Regions from separate parts of the Homo sapiens genome. Here regions 1 and 2 are each linked to region 3. A link is a contact called in ENCODE Hi-C or POLR2A ChIA-PET data. All regions are on one chromosome and are shown on one strand. The core of a region is the stretch at or near the end of the contact, and the rest is flanking DNA. Distances in the headings are between cores, read along the strand shown.

The links. A loop is a pair of places that touch in the nucleus more often than their neighbours do. ChIA-PET counts read pairs that join two places held with the same protein, here RNA polymerase II (POLR2A). Pooled maps may share reads with other maps.
Region 1: a pooled map shows a loop between it and region 3 (9-fold over the local background). The contact joins the enhancer-like site here to the promoter of SLTM in region 3. A Hi-C loop is called at or near these places in 8 of 50 pooled maps. POLR2A ChIA-PET finds 5 or more read pairs at or near these places in 3 of 52 experiments (CD8-positive, alpha-beta memory T cell, MCF 10A and Panc1).
Region 2: a pooled map shows a loop between it and region 3 (3-fold over the local background). The contact joins the enhancer-like site here to the promoter of SLTM in region 3. A Hi-C loop is called at or near these places in 9 of 50 pooled maps. POLR2A ChIA-PET finds 5 or more read pairs at or near these places in 2 of 52 experiments (A673 and CD8-positive, alpha-beta memory T cell).

Annotation. Positions count from the first base shown.
Region 1 is chr15:58,472,294-58,475,663 of GRCh38, forward strand. All of the region lies in intron 1 of LIPC (lipase C, hepatic type), which reads left to right. All of the region lies in intron 2 of LIPC-AS1 (LIPC antisense RNA 1), which reads right to left. Among named protein-coding and RNA genes, the nearest start is that of LIPC-AS1, 25 kb to the right of the region's middle. Within about 2 kb of position 1,623, at least 10 of the 41 ENCODE cell types and tissues checked have a DNase peak (open chromatin) inside an H3K27ac peak, as active enhancers do.
Region 2 is chr15:58,438,729-58,442,066 of GRCh38, forward strand. The region is part of intron 1 of LIPC (lipase C, hepatic type); the gene reads left to right. The region is part of intron 2 of LIPC-AS1 (LIPC antisense RNA 1); the gene reads right to left. Among named protein-coding and RNA genes, the nearest start is that of LIPC, 8.4 kb to the left of the region's middle. RefSeq lists a silencer at 287-527. Within about 2 kb of position 1,568, at least 23 of the 41 ENCODE cell types and tissues checked have a DNase peak (open chromatin) inside an H3K27ac peak, as active enhancers do.
Region 3 is chr15:58,932,266-58,936,045 of GRCh38, forward strand. It overlaps SLTM (SAFB like transcription modulator), which reads right to left and starts at 1,414. Exons shown (of 21, transcript NM_024755.4): 1 at 1,139-1,414; 2 at 91-178. The coding sequence starts at 1,300. RefSeq lists silencers at 771-1,030, 1,401-1,580 and enhancers at 1,081-1,320, 1,611-1,750, 1,771-1,860.

The DNA.
Region 1 (3,370 bases), core at 373-2,872, 460 kb before region 3:
GAAATCTTAGCAGGATTACATCTGTAACCCCGGCACTTTGGGAGGCCGAGGGAGGTGAATCACATGAGGCCAGGTGTTCAAGACCAGCCTGACCAACATGGTGAAACCCTGTCTCTACCAAAACATACAAAAGTTAGCCAAGTGTGGTAGCATGCGCCTGTAATCCCAACTACTCAGGAAGCTGAGGCATGCGAATCACTTGATCCTGGGAGATGGAGGTTGCAGTGAGCCAAGATCCTGTCACTGCACTCCAGCCTGGGCAAGAGAGTGAGACTCTTGTCTCAAAAAAAAAAAAAAAAAATCTTGCCCCTTCCCTCAAGGGGCTCACAGCCTGTGGGAGAGGGAAAATAGATATAATTATATTTAAAGAATTATAAAACAAATTGTATAAATTTAAAATTATAATTAAATCATTGTAATAATTTAGATCAGAAAAAATAAAGGCAAGTAAGTGCCAGGCATGGGGCTAAGCATTGTACTCACCCACTGTATTCCATGTTGTCTTCACAACGGCCTTATGAGGTTTGCTAGTATTGCCCCCATTTTACCAAGAAACTGAGGCTTAGAGCATTCAAGCTAGCCAAGGGCTAAGCCATGACTCAAACCCAGGTGTGTCTGACTACGGCTGTTACTAAGAGGGGAAGGGAATCATCTGAACTTGGGTTTCACTCAGAAAGGGGCATGGTTTTGTTAACTTTGAAAACACTACCACCCTACCCTCTAGCACTGGCAGAGGGGAGCTGGACGCCTGGACAGCTGGGGAGGGGGAGGACGGCAGCCAGAAGCAACAGCCTCTGCAGTCCCAGCAGCTGGGACCTCATGCCTCAACCAAGGATCAGCACTGGGTATTGGCTCAGAGTAGTGAAGGCTGCTGGGGGCCTGTGTTTCCTGCATTTCCTATGTTTATGCTGCCAGGGTGGGTTTTATGTGACCAGAGAGAAGCAGGGAAAATTGCTGAGAAGTCAGAGATCTGCCAGGGAATCAGTGATGAGCCCCAGGAAATGCTTTTTGTCTAAAAATATGCCATTTCCGAAAGGAAAACAGTCATTAGAGGGTGTGAGAAGCCCTCGTGGTGAGGAAAGCAAAACTGTAAGACTCAATGGGAGGCCAGTGGAACAACAGAGAAGCCCATTACCCACCCACTTCCTGTGCGATTAACAAGACGTTTGGAGGATGAAAGGCAAGCAGACAAAATGACAACCCACAGACACAACTCCAGGGGAAATGTCTGGGGACAGCATAGGAAGACGCAGCAGGGAGGTAGGAGGAGAAAAAACTGCTCCAGTTAATATCTTTCTGGCATCGGCTGGTTCAGCTATAGATTTGGCTAAAATTACCTGTGTACTTACTAGACGCCAGGCAGTTAGGGGGCTTTGCTTAAATCACTCTCCTGCATTCTTCACACAGCACTTGATGAAGGAGGAAAGTGAGTCTTGGAGGTTAAGTGACTTGTCCAAGGTTACACAGCTGGGAAGGGAGAAAGACATGGCTCCATCCCAGGTTCCCTGATCCCAAATCTCCCCCTCATTGCAATGTACCAAGCTGCCTCCAATAAGATCAAGAGTCTTGACGATCCCCAAGCTAGTCCACTCAGTCCAGTTTTCCTGCCAGACTATAGCTGTTTTGCATTCCTTATCTTGTGTTGAAGCAAACCAGGTAAGGAAACTCCCCACCTTTTTTATTAATGACTCATTTTCAGCCAAAACACATTGCAGCCACATCAGGTACATGTGCCCACTCAGCAAAGACGTACTGTGAGAAAGTAACATCTAAGTTACTTGGTCCAAAGCCCTTCTACATCAATCATCAAGCAACCAACCCTCCTTTGCTGAAATCTCCAGGGGACTAGGCCCTTTGGTGGGGGAAGAGGGGACGGTTTCTTCAGGGGCATCTCACCCCTGGGAAGTGCATCCTCTCTGCTGGGGGCAGTAAAAAGGCTTTACGTGGGCCACTGTGGCTCATGCCTGTAATCCCAACACTTTGGGGGCCCAAGCAGGGTGATTCACTTGAGCCCAGAAGTTTGAGACCAGCCGGGCAATATAAAGAGACCCCATCTCCACAAAAAAATACAAAATTTAGCTGGGCTTGATGGTCCCACCTGTGGTCCCACTTACTTACTTGGGAGGCTGAGGCAAGAGGATCAGAAGGTCAAGGCTGCAGTGAGCCATGATTGCACCACTGCACTCAAACCTAGGCAACAGAGCTAGACCCTGTCTCAGGAAAAAAAAAAAAAAAAAAAGAGGCTTTTCACGAATTTCACATTCCACCCTCCACCATCTTTGATGTAGGTAATTTATCAGCATTTTGTAGAGGAGGAAACAAGGTCTCCCCTACGTTGAGCCCAAATCAGTTTGACCTTGGGGAACACAGTGAGCATCCCTGCGTGGAGGTACGCAGGATCCCTGAGGGTGACAACCTTCGAGGTCGTTCCCTGGCCTCTCTGCCCAGGGTGAGCATCCTCAGAGACCTCAGCTCTCCTCTCAGCATGCAATTCTCCTCCACTCATGGCCCTCCCAGCTGCCCCTGGCTTCTCAAAGCTACTCCTGCATGGAGGCAAGTACAACTAGCCAATGAGCCTCCTGACCTGCCCCATCCCAGAGAGCAACTGCTGCTAGGTCCTCGTGGATTCTGGGCCTCTGTCCAGTGACCAAAGGAGAGGACACATCTCCAGCTACCATCCCTCCACCTATTTTCTAAGGAAACCAATGAGTTCTCAAATGCCACCTGTGGTGGCCCCTTCTCAGCCCTCACCCTGAGAGGCCTTCCCCAAGTCAGAATTTCCCACAGGGGAAGTTACTGTGGGCTTCTCTCTCCTTCCCCCACCTCATGTGGTCAGGAAGTCCAGCTGGCTTTTTCTCCTGTCTGTCTCTCAAATGTGTCCCCTGGCTCCCCTCCATTGCCACTGCCCTCTTCAGTGTCTGGCCTGTGCTCCCACAACAACAGGCTTGAAGCTGGCTGCCCTCTCCCCTCCATCTTCCACACCATAATCCAGGTGATCCTTCTAAGAGGCAAAGGTAATCATGTTTCTTCCCTGCTCAAGATCTGTCAAAAGATTCTGTGGCCTCCATAGAAAAGGCAGACAGCCCGGCCACCCAGGCCCTTCACCATCTGCCTCTTGACCATCTCCAGTGTCCTGCAGTGTCCTGAATATACCTTTTCCCTGCCTCTGCCCAACACACTCCCGTTCTTTCAACACCCAACTCAACTATTACCTTCTCTCCATCAGATCTTCCCTGAACCACCCCCCAGAAACAAAGGTGACTGTCCCCTCTGGTTCCCCACAGCCACCCCACCACTTACCCCTGTGCTCAGGCACTCCTGGAGCACTGCATTGCAACCATTGGCTCACACATCTGTCTCTACCAGCAAA
Region 2 (3,338 bases), core at 318-2,817, 490 kb before region 3:
TCACAAAGTAGCGCAGTGACATCTCAGCTGCTTCGGAGTTCCAGGAGAGGGTTTCTGGCTCAGGAGAATGGAGTTTCTGGGTGACTGGAAGATGAGGCTGTTGGCTAACTTCCCTTTCCTTCCCACTTAGGGGTCTATTTCCAGAAGCATTCCTCATTTCATTTTTTCCCCAGTGGGGCTTGGCTAGGGGTGGGGAGGCATGGGGAAAAAGTGAAGAGAAGAGAAGGAAATGCATGGAATGCAAGCGGAGGCCTCTTTGTCTACAGCGTTTTCACCTCCACTTGTGCAGGTTCATATTCAGGGCCTGGTGAAGTCAGTTCTGGCACGGCTCTCCAGTGGACTGGCAGTGGCCCTTAAAAATAGTTCTCAGGAAGATGTGTAGGTGGCGACGCTGAGTAGTGTTTATGTCCCAACATGAAGAGCAGGCCTCATTGTGTGTGTCCTGTGATTACAACTGTGTGAAAATACATGTGTTTGAGAAAAAATGCTGGAAGAAGATGCATGAAAATGTTTATACGTCCGTTGAGTTTGTATCTGAACTTTTGTCTCTTCCCCTCTTTATGTAATGTTATAGTATGTATATGGTATATTGACTTTCATGATTTAAATAATCAGAAAATAAATTTACTACGAAATGATAAAATAAAGGAGTTTGACTAGATCAGTGATCCTGGAACTGTAGTGGGTAATGAAGCACCTAAAAGGCTGCTTTTTTTGTTTGTTTGTTTTTCCTGAGACGGAGTCTTGCTCTGTCGCCCAGGCTGGAGTGCAGTGGCACAGTCTTGGCTCGCAGCAACCTCTGCCTCCCGGGTTCAAGCAGTTCTCCTGCCTCAGCCTCCTGAGTAGCCGCGATTACAGACACACAACACCACGCCCAGCTATTTTTTGTACTTTTAGTAGAGATGGGGTTTCACCATGTTGGCCAGGCTGGTCTCGAACTCTTGACTTCGTGATCTGCCCGCCTCAGCCTCCCAAAGTGCTGGGATTACAGGCGTGAGCCACCGCCCCCGGCCAGGGCTTATTAAAATAAGATTCTGGGGCCCTAACTACAGAGTTGCTGATTCAGTGAGCCTGGGGTAGACTTGGATATTTACGTTTCTCAGCAGTTCCCAAATGATGCTGCTGGTGTGGGGACCACAGAGAACCACTAGAGAAAAAACAAAAGAACCAAGACTTGAAACTAGGTTACTGACTTCCAGGCTAGGGTGCTTCCTACAGAAACAACACGAGGCTACAGGGCAAACCTCACTTCACTTCTAACTTTCTAGGGTTGAAGGGGTGAGAATCAACATCCACTGCTCCTGGATACTGACTTCTTCCCCAGTAGCTACAACCCCAAAAGTATTTAAAACCCCAAGATATTTGTGAAAATGTATTTGTCCAAAATAAAATATCTACATGCTAAAAAGAAAGCAGTCCTTGAAATGAACAAAAATTCCCAAGCTGAGCATTACTTGTAATTGGTAGAAAAATAATCATTGCAAAAGCTAATTAACCATCCACCCTGAGCGGCTCCTTGGCAGGCCTGAAAATATGATCAGGAAAATTCTTTTCCTATGAGTGAGGCATTATCAAAGCAGGGCAGAGCCTATGGGTTATCCGTTGACTAGGACTGACCTTTCCGTGACTGCCAAAAACTTTCCAGTGACAAATGTTCCAGCTTCCTTGTCCCAAGAGAAACTAAAGTGGTAAGAAAACAAACTGCTTTATACTGAAACATAACAAGATCAACAGCAGCTGTGACAGCATTTATTAAACTGTCCGCTGTGTACCAGGCCCCATGGTCAGTAGGAAAGTATATCCCTGAGGGTACAAAAATGAAAAAGCGTACATCCACTCACCAAGGACTTCCCACTGTGCCAGGGTCTCTAGCCCCTTATGGGGTGTGTGTGGGGGCAGGGAGGTTGGAGATTGGGAGAGGCGCATAATTTCAACACAATGCAATTAGTTTGTAAATAACACTACATGCAAAATGTTACAAGAGCCCTGAGGCAGCGCAGGTTAGCTGAGAAGCCTTTACAGAGGAGGTGATATCTGAGTTGAATCTTGAAGTTTCCTTCAAGAAGTGGAAGGACATTGTAAGCAGAGGGAAAAAAAACATGAACCAGCCTTGCTTGACTCAGAGGCTGGAAAAGGGAGAGTGAAGTTGGGAATTCTTGAGATTTTGGGGTGGCCCTGGATGGGGTACATAAAAAGAAGTGGCCAGAGGGAAGGACAGGAAGGGCCATCCTCAGAAGTTTTGTCCTCATCCTGGAGGCAGGGCAGACCACTGATGAGGGGGGTTGTTTTTAAAAGGCTGCCTTTCCCAGATGGATTGATAGACTTATCTCAGCCTGGCTAAAACCCTGGCCACTCCCTGATAGAGAACAAGGTTCCCAGCAGGCAAGGGCAGGGGTGGGGCCCAGCAGGGACCAGTTTTGCAAGCTCACCTGGCCCTACACCCGCAAACACTCAGCTTTTCCTCCAAGACAAGCCTCAAGGCTTGGAGCAAGTCTCTTTGAAGTTTTCTTATGAATTGCTATGCTTAACACTAAATCATGGGAAAGATTAACACCCATGAAACTGAAGCAGGAGCACATAACAGGAGCTTAATATGAATCTTCCATCTTAAAAATATCTTATTCTACATCTGAAAAGAGAACCATTTGGAAATTCCACGTCATACTCACTTATAGACTTAACAGCAATTTCAACTTTAAAAATTCATTCCCACCTGCATTATATGACTTGATTCTTACAGTAGCCCTGTAAAGAATATTGGGTAGGAATTCTTATTCCCATTTTAGAGACGTAAACATTCACCATCCGCGGACCATGGGGAACACAGCTGACATCAATTGCAAGTCAGTTTCTGTGGTTTACTGCAGCAAGGGAGAGCTCACTCCAGACTTGGGCTTGTGCTGGTTGAGTCTAAGGAAGGGGTGGAAAGCAAGGGGAATTCTGGATTGGATTCTGTCAAAAAGGAGTCCAATTCAATGATTCGGCATCATAATAATTTAATAGTTATCACTAATTATTATTTAATATAATCAATAAATGATCTAGCAGATGGGAAGATGAAAACAGGGCTGAGCTGGCTTTGATACAGCAACACAAGTCATTCCTGTTAGTCAGAAGAGGGAAATGTTTAGTCATGTTTTTTGATTTTGGAGTGGCCTCCTCCCTGTCTTGATGCAAACACAGATGTGGAGGGTCTGTGCTGCACATGTTTCTGTTCGGTGGGCATTGTCTCTGTTCACTTGTGAATATTATGGTCTGGCTGACGGCAGAGCTGGTTTTTGTTGCTGTGCTGTGTTTTCGTGTAGTCTCTCCCAAAGGGACTTGGGGAATGCGTTTGA
Region 3 (3,780 bases), core at 164-2,663:
GCACTATATAAACAGGGCAAGAGGCACAAGAGCAGAGGCAAGTTATATAACCAAAATATATTTTAAAACATGTTCATAACTCGTAACAACCTTTGCCTTTAGTTGGTTTCTTGTTTGGAGTATCAGTTGAAACAGTTAATTCAATATTATCTGGATCGCCTCCTTCCTCTTCAATAGCCTACATTAGAAAGAGAAGTTAATATGCTACACAATCTATCTAAACTTATTTTATAAAAACGAAATGAAAAAAAATTTAGCAAACCTCAAGCCTCAAGACATTAGAATTGCCAGTCATTTCATCAACCGACTTCAAAAATGAGCAATTAAACTACACGAAAGAGTGAGAGAAACTTTCAGGGGAAAAAAATCATTAGGTATCAAAATCGCAAGGAGTTTTAAATTCTACCGTGTCAAGATAATTAAATATCACATCATACTGGCCAAAAATCCAAATATGTTCTATTGCAGAAAAGTTGCTAGCTACTAAAGTAAATAACTAAAAAGAGTTTTCCTAGTTTCTGTAATGCAAACTTACTGCTCCTCTGCTACAATTCCAACGCTCACTCAAACCAGAAAGCTAATCAGGAAAGAAAAAGTAATTATTGCGCTGATGCAAAAACTAAAAGCCTAGTGGAAAACAAAAACTCTGTCACCCACCCATCAACTCCCACTACCAATTCCCCCTCAAGATGGGGAAGAAACGGTTGGGCACAATTAAACGGTAACTTCGCAGAAGTCACCAAAGTAACCATTCCCTCTGAGGCCAAGAAATGCACACGCTCACCATGGCTAAAGGCTGGGGAGCCAGCGCCTCCCAGGTCTCCGCGATCGCCCTTGGGAGGCCGCGCCGGCCGGCCGCAACCCTCGCAGCCTGGCGGGGACGTCCCGGGGAGGCGGAGGCACGCTGGGCTGCGGTGGCCGGTCCCTCGCAGGCCCGGCCCGGCCCGGGGCGCGGGGCGGGGGCACCGCGGAAGGGTCCCCGTCCTCCACGCTCGCGGGAGCCGCCCCTGGCCTCCCTACCATGCCGTTCCGCAGGTCCCAGCGGCTGCGGGCAGCCGGAGGCTGCGGCGGAAGCGGGGCGCCGAGGCGCGGCCTAAGTTCCCCTTCCCGGTCCTTTCCGGTCCTCGCCGGGCCTCACCTGCTTGAGTCGGGAGATGAGCACGGTCTTGACTCCGGTGATGTCTAAGTTCCGCCGCTTCAGCTCGGACTTCAGATCGATGACCCGCAGATCGGTGATCTTTTTACCTTCCGCCTGACCCGAGGCGGCCGAGGCTGCCACCGCACCGGTAGCGGCAGCCATCTTAGAAGAGCAGCGCGCTGCCGAGGCAGCGAGTGGGCTGCAGGGCGGCGGCAGCAGCGCCAACTTCCACCCAGGCCTCGGCGGCCGCCGGCGCCGCGCAGCGCTGCGCACAATGAGCCGCTGGCCCCTCCCCCGGTCCGCCACCCTAGCGCAACCTGCAGCAGCAGCCGCCAGCACCCGGATGACGGCCGCGCGTGCGCGTTGGCGCAGGGACCGGCAGCGGCGCGCTCGGTCGAGCGGGCCGCGGCCACTTGGGCGGTGCGCTCCCTTGTGTGGACTGGGAGGTCGGGCACGTCCTACCGCAGCAACGTCCGCCGCGCCGCCGTTCTCTCGTCGCTTCGTTAGCCATTTTCTTGCAACGTCTTGAGTCTTGAGCAACAACGATGTGCGGGCACTGAATGACATAGTGCGCGCGTTACTCAACACAAACCGAGGGGGCGCGTGCGCGCGCTGAACCTCTCAAGGAAATACTTTATCAGTTCTGCTGAATAATCGAAAAATTGTCGCCGGTGTGCACCAACGAACTAGGTTCCCCGAGTTCCATTCAAAAGACCTCAAAGCAGTTCTAGGGCTGTTAGTCCAAAGAATAGGAAGGGCTGGCCTTTGACACATGGCTCATTGGCTGTCTCAGGAGAAAACATCATCGCCCTGCCCATGGCAGCTTAGGTTATTCTAGGGCTGCCCTTCCTCACTTGAAAAACAGGAAAACTTCTTTCTTGTTGGCCTCAGGTTTGCTATCCTCCCCGGTAGACCTGATGGCTCAACACGAAATTGTTCAATGAAAGAGAAAACTAGCTTATAAGTACTTGTTGCCGTTATCATATACTGTGTTCACTATTTTGCCCCCCAAAATTTGGGATTCCAAGAACAGTGAGCATCTTCTTATGGAGGATCGGCCTGTACAAGTGAGTACCTATTTGTAATTTTACCTTGTATTATTCATTATCAAAGTGCAAGCATTGATAAAATAAAACGATTCTATAAATTCCATAAGGTGATTATGATGCACAATTAACTATACTGTATTTCCTGGTTTTACAACTTAAATTCCTGAGATCTGACTCACTTTAGGTTACTTTTTCTGATTGGCTCAAAAAAAAGGAAGACTGGACATTATAAAAGAATACCTGACATTAGGGTAGTTCTTTACAGTTTATAAGGCACTTTGACGTACAGTAACCCCCTTAATCCTTCCCAAGTCTGTCAAGTAAATCTCCGTGAGGCTTAGAGAGATTAAATGACTTGCCCATGTTCACACAGCTGGTATGTGGCCGAGCTGTGCTCAAATCCCAGGCTCCTGATTCCAAATCCAGCTCTGTCTCTGCTACAACATTGGATTCACAATAATAGAAGTTTAGAATGCAAGACTCCTTAGAAATCTTCTGGCCCATCACTTGAGGTCAGGAGTTCAAGACCAAACTGGCCAAGATACAGGGTTTAGTAGAAACCCCGTCTCTACAAAAAATACAAAAATTAGCCGGGTGTGGTGGTGAGCACCTGTAATCCCCGCTACTCGGGAGACTGAGGCAGGAGAATCACCTGAACCCGGAAGGCAGGGGTTGCAGTGAGATCCGGCCGCTGCACTCCACCCTGGGCAACAGAGCAAGATCCTGTCTCAAAAAAAAAAAAAAAGTCTGGGTGCTGTGGCTCATGCCTGTAATCCCTGCACTTTGGGAGGCTGAGGTGGGTGGATCACTAGAGGTCAGAAGTTCAAGACCAGCCTGGCCAACATGGTGAATCCCCATCTCTACTAAAAATACAAAAAATTAGCCGGGCATGGTGGTGCATACCTGTAATCCCAGCTACTTGGGAGGCTGGGGCAGAAGAATCGCTTGAACCCAGGAGGCGGAGGTTGTAGTGAGCTGAGATCACGCCATTGCACTCCAGCCTGGGCAACAGAGCTAGACTCCGTCTCAAAAAGAAAAAAAGAAAAAAAAATCTTCTGGCCCAGCCCTCAAGATTTTAAGAGATTTATCTGGGAACTTACAGTTACACTCTCTCTTTTTTTTGTTTTTGTTTTTATTTTTATTCTTTTGACAGGGTCTCACTGTGTCACCCAGACTGGAGTGCAGTGGCGTGATCATGGCTCACTGCAGCCTCAACCTCCCAGGCTCAAGTGATCCTCCCACCTCAGCCTCCTGAATAGCTAGACTACAGGCGCCTGCCACTATGCCTGGCTAATTTTTGTATTTTTTGTAGAGACAGGGTTTCACCACGTTGTTGCCCAGTCTGGTCTCAAACTCCTGGGCTCAAGTGATCCTTCCCCCTCAGCCTCTCAAGTAGCATGCCAGCACACCCAGCTAATTTTTCTTTTCTTTTCTTTTTTTTTTTTTTTTTTTTGTAGAGACAGGGTCTCACTATGTTGCCCAGGCTGGTCTCAAATTCCTGGTCTTACACTATCCTCCTGCTTCAGCCTCCCAAAGTGCTGGGATTACAGACGTGAGCCATCACACCTAGCCCGAACAGGCTTTTAAACCTTT